2 separate regions of the Mus musculus genome follow, and region 2 is linked to region 1. Evidence: chromatin loops called from intact Hi-C (ENCODE). Cell type or tissue: gastrocnemius. All regions are shown on one strand.

Region 1 (5,000 bases):
AAAATGGTATTTTAAGATCCTTGCAATAACTGCCATGTTAGCACAACTGTGGTTTGTTACCACACCCTTGGCTGAAGGAAATGCTAACTTTCAGTTAAGGGTTACAATAGGTTTTTTTTTTTTTTTTTTTGCCTTCCAAATTCAAGCTCCCAAATTAAGGAACACTAACCTCAATCGCCAAACTGGCAGGGAGGTCCTTATATAATTCTTGCCAGAGCAGTGTCAGGCAAGGGATTGAGGCAAAATGAGTAGTTTTGCAGTCAAATCATTAAAACAGCTTGTTTCATTGCAGAATCTGTGAAGGGGCACACACATGGGAGATACCCTCTCCTCTTATGCCTAAAAGTGGTGTCAGGAAAGTGGCGGAATCTCTCTCTGACAGAGTGATTGCTGACCAGTGAACAGACAACAGGAGCTCAGGATACGGGGTAATTAGCATTGTTTGAGGGAAGCAAGGAGATGACATAGACTGTGGCGCCAGAACTTCAGAAAACGACACAGTTCATGCCTCAGGATTATTTTCCTTTGAAAAATAACCATCGTTGCTCAGAATCAGACATAACACAGGATCTGCCTGGCTCCATTTTTTGCTTGTGATTCTGACTGGAGCAAAGACCAAACAAAGAATTTTCCTAGAGAGCAGGGGAGACAGAAACACCTAGAAACCTGCTCTCAAAGCAGCCTTTCTTGTTCCGCTGCAGACCACCATGGACGTTATGCAGCATTCTACCTTTCTGCATCCATATTGAGTATGATCAACAGCAGTTGATACCTAAGGTTGCCTCAAAGATAAATAAATAAATAAACAAAAATATGAGAAAGAGGCAATGGACACAAAAAGAATATAATAGGTCAGACCCAACTGTTATTAAACAGAACACATCAAAACAAAAAATGAGAAACCATTTGGGTTTCTTAATAACTGGCCTTTTCTAGCCAAGGACAAAGAAAGGGTTCTAGTTGGCTGGGGAAGTCAGTACCTTTTGAAAGTCTGGAGAGATCTTGCACTAGGGGAAAGCAGTGTAGATATGCAAATGTTCCATTCAAATGCAGCCTGAATATGAGGTAATTCAGTGGACAGAACTACTTTCAAGCCCCCTCTCCAGCTTAGAACTGGTCCAGACCTAACATAGCTTTATCTCCCACAGCCCACACCAAGATAATTCAAGTTGAAAGTCCATTGACAGCGCTTAGGTAGGAGAGCTTGTGGGTTCTGAAGTCTGGAATTCTCATGTAAGACTGTACGCTCTGAGACTGGAGCTCCTGGGTGGTCTCTGCGCTCCCGATGAGACTAATGGACCGATTATGCCATCCCAGAAGTTCTCCCAGTGCATCCTTTATCTTCCTTTTCCTTAGGAGTAGTTCAGAGCTTTCTTCCCCGAAGTGACCTCTGGCAGCCTCTGTGCTGATATCAACTCACATTCCCAGTGAGTGAAAGGATTAACTCAAGGTCACCAAGCAGATAGAAGGTTGAGGCTTGGGTAACACTAATGACTAACCTTGTGTGTCTTATCATTCATGGTCCTATTTATCTCAACCTGTGGATTCCTAGGATATTGCACGCGCGCGCACACACACACACACACACACACACACACACAAAGCCAAACAGGCCCTTCCTGAGAGCATTCAAGGTTGTCCCTGGTGGAGTTCACTCATCTGGAATTATCAAAGGATCTAGCACAGTGGTTAAGATTTAAAAAAAAAAAGTCCCAAGTCTAACAGCTCAGGTTTCTAACCAGGCACCCACTGGATTCCTGGAACCGTGTGGTTGGGAAACTATATATAAACTTCGGAGTTACTGCCTCTCAGGAATGTGAAATCCCATCAACCTCAGCTTTTGGCTAACCCCAAACCTCAGGGATTAAGTCCCCATGGACACACAGGTGTACTTTGCTCCAAAGAGCCCTTCAAAACCTCACCAGAGTTCTCAGCTCTCTTTGGAAATTAACAACCCCGGGTCCAGCGCCCACCGCTCAATTTAGCAATCAGTTTGTGCCTGTAGAAATGCAAACAAGACAGACTCCTGCTCCTCCCGGGCCAAGCTCCGGGCTAGAGAGCCACTGCCAGGCGGCTCCCAGGGGAGATTTCAAGAGGACTTTGCTCAGGTTTGGCATATGCTTCCTGTCCAGACCAGAACAGAGAGTTCCCATCTAGCAGCTGTGAACTCTGACTCACCTGCCTGCAGGAGAATTTCTCCATGTGACAGAGTATTTAACAAGGGCCTAAGGAGCAGGCGTGTTCTGCCGGAGTCTCTGAAGCAAGAGGACAGCTGTGCTCGGGAAGGAGCAGGCGTTGAAGATAGGAGTCTGTGCTAATCTGGAGCTCCCATCTTCTATTGTCTTCTCCCCCCTCACCCTCAGACAAACCCCAGGGTCTGGTGCTCAATTTCTCTTGAGCTAGGGTCCCTAGAGGTGGTCACACCCATACTCACTTTGTGCACTGCCTGTAGGTGTTCACATTCACTGTCCTTTCTGTTGCTTTTAAAAACCATTTACTGTATCTAGGGCTTGGCTTTTGCCGGCAGCCAATGTCACCTTGGTTGTATATACGCACGCTTGAGGTACATTTGTGAATCACTCAGCCATCACCAAAGAAACGTCTTCTCGTGGTAAATGGGACTTAACAGAGAGATCCACCACTGGACAAGGCGCAGAGGATGAGAGACTTTGGAGCACCCAGTCCTACATGGTATGCTCTATCAAACCCTTTCCCTCCACGCTCGGGGATCAACGCGGAAGAGGAACAGAAAGATTTTAAGAGCCAAAGGTAGAGGAAGACTCTAAAGAAACAGTGTCTGCCAGACGCAACAGGACCAATAGGAACTCACAGAGACTGTGGCAGAAGACCCAAAACCTGCACGTGTTCAAATCAGACAAAATGGCCGCCCTGAGAGCAGAAGTGGACACAGGGTCCCACCTCTAACTGAGAAGCTCTTTGTAACTGAGAACTCCTGGGAGAGGGGAAATCTGCTTGCTACAGTGGAGTGGCCCTGGGTTTATCAACCACACTCAGACAGGCTCTATGCCCAGGAAGCAGTTGGCCAACACAAAACAGACTCCATGTTGTTGGTTTGGGGGTGGCAGGGGGAGCTTCTTGCTTTCTTTTGTTCTGTCTTTTTGCCCCCCCCCCCGCCACGCCCTTTGTTTTAATTTTGTTGAGAGAGAGAGTAAGAAGGAGAGAAGGGAGGGAGGGAGAGAGAAGCTGTGAGCTAGTTAGGGGAGGGGGAAAGACATGATACATTATGAAAAAAAGCAATTCCTTTAAGTGCCCATGAGACCTTGTGGGTAAAAGGCTCCCATAGAACTAAGAAAGAATGCAGGGAGGTGGCAGATACTGTGCAATCCCTTGGGCTCAGAGGCTGTGGAGTGGCTGTACCACCCATAGAGTCACTTGGAATCTCAGTAGCACTCAGAACAGAATGGGTGATAGAACCCTAGAGCCCAGTGGCCAAAGGGAACCAATCCCATTTCAACGTCTGCCCTTATGAAATAAGCAGTTGCTTGAAGACTCTTACAAAATGGTTGCTGAGAATGCAAAGAAGTGAGTTGGAACCTCCCCCTTGGCCATTGCCCTCCCAGAATCGTGCTGCCAGGAGGCTGTGTTGGCTCCTTAAGGCCATGGCCACACCTGGAGTGTCAGTCACGCCTGTGAGCACCTCTATTATCTTCTTATTCCTATGAGGTAGAAAGCCTGGTGATGACATTCATGCGCACTGGAGTCCCTGGGCCCCATTCACCCCATCTACCCTTCCCTACACCTGAATTTCAAAGCTCCCCTCTAGCCTCCTATCTTCTACAACCTAGCTTCTCCCTCTGCTAAGATCCCATCTGTCTTCTTGTGCAGTTAGTTTCTCCAGCTCGAAACATAGCCTCTTGGAGAGGAGGGAAGCTCAGGAGACTCTGAAAGTTCAGAAAGGTAAAAGACTCCTAAGGCCCTTCCCTATAAGGTTACTGACACAGCATGACAATCATTACAGAGAGGAGGCTCTTCGAGGGAACTGCCTGCAAGTTGTACAGAGAATCCCAGAGTTGCACTTTTCCTTAATGCTATAGAGAGCATCCAGGCTAGAGTGAGCTTTTTGGTGGTACAGCTAATCATGTCGCCTTTAAGAAACTCCAGTAAACTTCAAAGCGGGACGTGAGTAGAATCTGTTCTTTGGGCTGTTGCCAGTACCCTATCTGGAGTGATTACCTGTTTGTTCATGTCTCCTCCTCCCCCCCCACCCCCCCACAACCCAACAGTTACAGAACAGTCCTGTTGCTGATGGGTCCCAGAAGTACAGGTGGCTTTCCAGCCCCTGATGCTGTGTAGGTCCATGAGAACCTTGAGGCACTTTGCTTCCATGCCTTTTCCTTCTCAGAGCCTTGATTCCCACCCCTTTCTACAGGTCTGCCTTTCCTCCCTTAAAATGTCCCCTGGTCCTCATCTTGGCCCAGGCCTTGGGTAATGAGAGCTGCTTGGGACTTCTCTGAGCTGTTCTTTAGTTCTCAGTCAACCTCTGGCCAAGTCACCTCCCCATCTGTCATTACAATTCCCAGATACCATTCCTTCCTTACCCCAGGCAGTGTGGGTCACACCCTTCCATGTCCCCGAGCCATTTATTCACTATGACTTGTCTGCGAAAATCTCCAACCACATCCAATGCTAGACCTCTTCTCACTTCTCATCCACCTTAAATATCATGAAACATTTCAGTTTGCTAGTACAAGTGCACATACACACACACACACACACACATCCTGCCTGAGGCCTGAGGTCCCTGAAAGTAATGGCTCTCACTAATTTGCAGAGATAGCAAGATCATAGTACAGATTAAGGGGGGATATTCTGTCATTGACAGCAGGCCACAAAAGTGAAAGTACTCAGGCAGCCCAGATATTGTTTGGGGCTTCCTTTTATAGGGCTCAAGAGAACATGAAGTTTGGTTGCTAATGGGAATCATCTCAGAGATTCTCCATTCTGATTAATAGTTTAGGTTATATAATCATTTCTCTACT
Region 2 (5,000 bases), 130 kb after region 1:
TACAAGACAGATGAGCACTGATTTAATTGCTGCTGTATGACAGCCCCCAGCCATCAATCATAACCTAATGCCTCAAGAGAGCCATCCTTTAGAAAAGGACTCTGGAACAGCATGACCAGAATTCACAACTGAAACCAGCTCTGTGCCTCAGCTGTCCTGTACCCAAACTGCCAACGCCAGGTTCTCCAATGAGGCAGGCCTGAGGCTCACCTAGAGTCTAGGATAGCTAGCTAATCTAGTAGATCTGGAGTGGGAAGCCAGAATGTGCATGTCTGAGCAGGGCATGCAGGTGCAACCTTGGTGCTGAAGCTGCAAGATGCAAGGGGATGCTAATGTCATACATGGAAAACTCTGTGCAAAGGCGGAGAGGGCTCTATATTTAATGTATAGAGGTTCTACAAAAGTGGGTAATTACATTCATTATTCAGTCATGATAGGAGCTGAATTATATGGATTCCCTGCCCTGTCCCCATTTGAATTTTGAAGCCATAAGTCCTAGAACCTCGGAAAGTGACTGCATTTGGCAATCGGGTCTTTAAGAAGGCACTTAGAGTAAAAATCAAGTAATCTGAGCGCCCTTGTTAGAAGAGAAGATTGGAGGCTGGGACGTAGCCCAGCTGGAGAGTGTTTCTCTGGTGGGCACAAGACCCAGCACTGTATGAAGCAGGCATGGCAGTGCATAGATGTTCACCCAAGAGGAAGAAGCAGGAGGAATAGAAATTCAAGGCCATCGATATTTCAAAGTAATACTATTTGACTCAACTTCCTTTTCGGCTCCTGATCTGTCAACAATTACTTAGGTTGGTCCCTTGATTTAGACTTTTCATGTCATTTCCCCTTCTCATTTCCCCTTTCCTCTTCCTTGGTGAGCCTTTGGCGGAAAGCCCCTCCTCTGACTAGGCAGGCATCAGCTGTTTTCCAGGCGTCGCCCCACCTCATTAGGGAAACCTCATTTGGGGGTTTGTCATCTTAGCCATGTCTCATCACTTTGGACTTTACCAGGTCTCTGTTGTTACATTTTAGTGGAGGATGGACCCGAGGCTCAGGAGCGCTTATCCCTCTCTCCCACCAGTGCCACACCATCTCATGGTCTCTTCTTAGCTCCATCTATCAAACACATCAAGATAACTAGCCAACCAGTTAAAAGCAAAAAGCCCATACTCCAAAGAATGCCTCTTGGCTCTACTAGAGTTGGCTTGCCTTTTAATTCTAAAATTTATTAACATATGTAATTTCTGATCAAGCAGAAATGCCACCTGATCAAATAATATCCAAAGACAATCAAAACGGAGGTTGGGAAACTTCTAAGGTGGGTTCTCACTGGTGGAGGTGGAGGCAGGTCTTTGAAAGCTCTACCTGGCCCCTGGCTCCCGCCTTCCTCCCTGCTTCCTAGTTTGCTGTGTTGTAAGTCTCCTCCCCGACACTTTGCTGTTGTTATACCTTCCTCCTATGATGAACCAAAACCCCCCTAAAGTCATCAGCTCCAGTGACTCTCTCTTTCCTAAATGGTTTTCCCCCTGTTGGGTATTTTAGTCACGGTGACACAGAGGTGACTAAAACACTAACAAGAAAGGACACTGACAAAAGGATATTTCTTTCCTGTATTCCTTTTTAATTTTAAATGAGAAATCACTTGCTCTTTGGGTCTTCGTCTAAAGTCCTAAAAATGCCCAGTTGGGGAACAGGCGTTCAAAACCTGAGCCTGTGAAGGACATTCCAGATTCAACCATAACAAATTTTTCCTCCAACAATAAACTCTCTGCACTCAGTAGGACACTGATTCCCAATTCCCAAACACTGAGAAATATGCAGCCATGTTTAAATGATTACATTCTATATTAGTATCTGTATAGCATAACATGCAATAACTATCTATATTACATAATGTAGATCGCACAACTGGACTATGGCTGTTACCAAGAAGACATTGTTGAGAAAGAGGACTCACTACTACTGGCAATTTAACTAGTACAGCCACTGTGGAAATCAGCATGGAAGGTTTAAAGAAAACTAAAAACAGAACTATCGTATGTCTGGATGTTCAGACATACATCCAAAAGATGCTAAGTCAACATATTTGCACATCTATGTTCATAGCTGTTCTGTCTACAGAAGCCAGGTATTAGAATCAACCAACCTAGGTGTCCATCAACAGAGGAGGGATAAAGAAAATGTGGTTCAGGGTCTAGCGAGATGGGTCAGTGGTTAAAAGCCCTGGCTGCTCTTCAGAAGTCCTGGGTTCAATTCCAAGCACCCACCTGGTGGCTCTCAAACATCTCTAACTGTAGCCCATGGGATCCAATACCTTCTTCTGGTGTGCAGACATACATGTGGACAAAACACCCGTATACATAAAATACATAAATAAAATCTTTTTTAAAGTAAGAAAGTGTGGTTCCTTGAATTTCATGCAACTATAAACAACAATGTTTTGTATGCTGGGATTAAAAACATCTGCCACCGTGACTGGTGTATAAGAAAAAAATGAAATTGCAGCGCATACAAGAGAATGGGAAGAACGAGAAGCCATTATGTTAAGCAAAATAAGCTAGATTTAGAAACACAAACACTGCATGTTTCTCTACTTTGTGGAGCTAGAATTTAAAGACACACATATACACATATATATGTGTGTGTGTATATATATATATATATATATATATATATACATACATACATATAGTTGTATTACTCTTCTTTAAGTGTCATCTTAGCCAGATGTGACAGTATAGATCTGTAATCTCAGTACTTAGAAGCTAAGGAAGAGGGGATCATTAGGCCCAGGCAAGCCAGACTTTTGTTTTCTGGGTGGGAGTATCATCTTATAAATCAATTCACAGAGTCGTAGTAAGTGCAAAGTAATAATATCATTGCCACAATCACCGCAATGCTCATAAAAGCAGAGAAGTTGATTTGCAGAGCCTTGACAGCCTTGGGTCCCCCAGCCTTCCTCAGCTGTGACATCGTCCCACAGCCTAGAAGTCAGGAGGGAAGTTCTCTGATGAGGGTCAGACAGAGCTTCTGCTTTCACGGTCCCTGGGGGGTGTCTCAGCACCCCAGAACTTAGAGGGGGAAAATATGAAAACAGCTAGTCTGATGCAACCCTTCTGATTGTAGGTCAAATGACCAGGACTTACACCAAGATGCACTTTCAAATGCTGCCAACCTTTATCAAAGCAACATTTCCTATTCAAAACTCTTAACAGAAAACCCCTGCTTAGGGACGCTTTTCACGTTTGTGTCTGGACCTCCCTGTAATCTCTATTTCTCGCTATTTTATTTATTATTAATGTGTGGGAAAGACAGAGTGACAGAAAGACAGAGGCAGGCAGACACCAGTGCAGAGGACAGAGGACAACTTTCAGGAGTTGGTTCTCTCCTTCTTCTACCTTGTATTCTGGTGATAAACTCACACTTTCAGGCTTTGTGCAAGGGCTTGTACCCCTAAGACCCCATTTTGACAGCCTGGGGAGATGACCTAGTCAGTACAGTGTTTGTCCCTCATGCCTGAGGACCTGAGTTTGATGCTCAGAATTCACATCGAACAACCAGGAATGAGGGAATGAATTTATAACCTCAGTCCTAGGGAGGTAGAGACAGGCGTCCTGGCTAGCCAGCCAAATCAGTAAGCCCATCTTACTAAACAGGGTGGATGGCATCCATTAAGAACAGCCATGCCCATATACAGGGCACATGCATGAGCACCACTAGGGTACCCACCTAGAACTGGCAGATGGAAGGGAGGGGCAAAGGAGAATGACTTCATCAGCCTGAGACTATTCCCTGCGATACCCAAATCAGACCAACAAGCCTCATTGTGCTTGACAGCAAGAAAGTTAGACCTGGCCAGCTCCCTACTACAGATCGCTTTGGGAATCCCCAGGGAATGCCCACATGCTGTACCAATCTGTCCCGCTGATCACTTGCCACCTCAACTGCCACCTGGCCCCATGCCACTGCCCAACCCTGGTTGTGCTCTGAAACCCGACTCTGCAGGCAGCTGCTGTACCCTGAGTTTCACCCCAGGCTGGCCACAAGCCGTTCCCTTAATTCCCCTTGGTGGCAGTTAATGGTAGACTGTCACATTTGAGATGTTACGAAAAGCCAAGGCACCACCAAAGATCACTACAACCCCGAGAACTAGAGCTGGGCGTGCCAGATGGCTGTCCTTTAGGTCCATGGGCCGTGCATAGAGGTTTTATTTCTCAGAGCTCAGTTCTCCTATCCTAACAAGTCCCAATGAATAAAGACAAAAAAATCTTTTCCTACACGGGGGGAGGGGGGGGGAATCACCAGCTTTCTAGAGCCCCCAGGTCTTGAACTATCTGTTTCAGGAAAGGATTAAACTTTACCATGGTTTAGCCAAAAGCCTTTAAAATTTTTTGTCTAGGCAAAATAAACACAGTGAAATATGGCCCCACACCAGAGAAATAGTAAGAACGTAAGAAGACATTGAAACAACTATTTGTTTTTGTTCTTGGTTTTTCTTTTTAAAGATTTATTTATTTATTATATGTAAGTACACTGTAGCTGTCTTCAGACACACCAGAAGAGGGAGTCATATCTTTTTACGGATGGTTGTGAGCTACCATGTGGTTGCTGGGATTTGAACTCGGGGCCTTCGGTAGAGTAGTCAGTGCTCTTAACCACTGAGCCATCTCACCAGCCCTCTTGTTCTTCTTTGTTGTTGTTGGTTTTTTGGGTTTTTTTTGTTGTTGTTGTTTGTTTTAGTTTTTCAAGACAGGGTTTCTCTGTATAGCCCTGGCTGTCCTGGAACTCACTTTGTAGACCAGGCTGGCCTCGAACTCAGAAATCCACCTGCCTCTGCCTCCCGAGTGCTGGGATTAAAGGCATGCGCCACCACGCCCGCCCAGCTGAAACAACTATTTAAGCTTGTTAAAGGGTGAGTTCTCATACTTTTAACCCTTCCTATTCCATGAAAGTCCTCTGGCCAATAACACACGGAAAGATAGTTAGCCTCACTAATGATTAGGAGAAGA

The links. A loop is a pair of places that touch in the nucleus more often than their neighbours do. Peaks named below come from ENCODE experiments on the same cell type or tissue, not always from the same donor. Only the 100,000 strongest peaks of a DNase experiment are listed, where the experiment ranks them.
Region 2: it touches region 1 in a loop (2.5-fold over the local background); 2 of 42 quality-filtered maps call a loop at or near these places.

Annotation. Positions count from the first base shown.
Region 1 is chr13:44,407,471-44,412,470 of GRCm38, forward strand. No RefSeq gene overlaps it. Among named protein-coding and RNA genes, the nearest start is that of Gm33958, 9.8 kb to the left of the region's middle. In gastrocnemius, no CTCF peak of the experiment used is centred here; a DNase peak (open chromatin) is centred at 2,059; H3K4me3 peaks cover 566 bases; H3K27ac peaks cover 3,298 bases.
Region 2 is chr13:44,537,581-44,542,580 of GRCm38, forward strand. All of the region lies in intron 3 of Gm34276 (a long non-coding RNA gene), which reads right to left. Among named protein-coding and RNA genes, the nearest start is that of Gm34276, 29 kb to the right of the region's middle. In gastrocnemius, no CTCF peak of the experiment used is centred here; DNase peaks (open chromatin) are centred at 3,011 and 3,932; H3K27ac peaks cover 1,144 bases.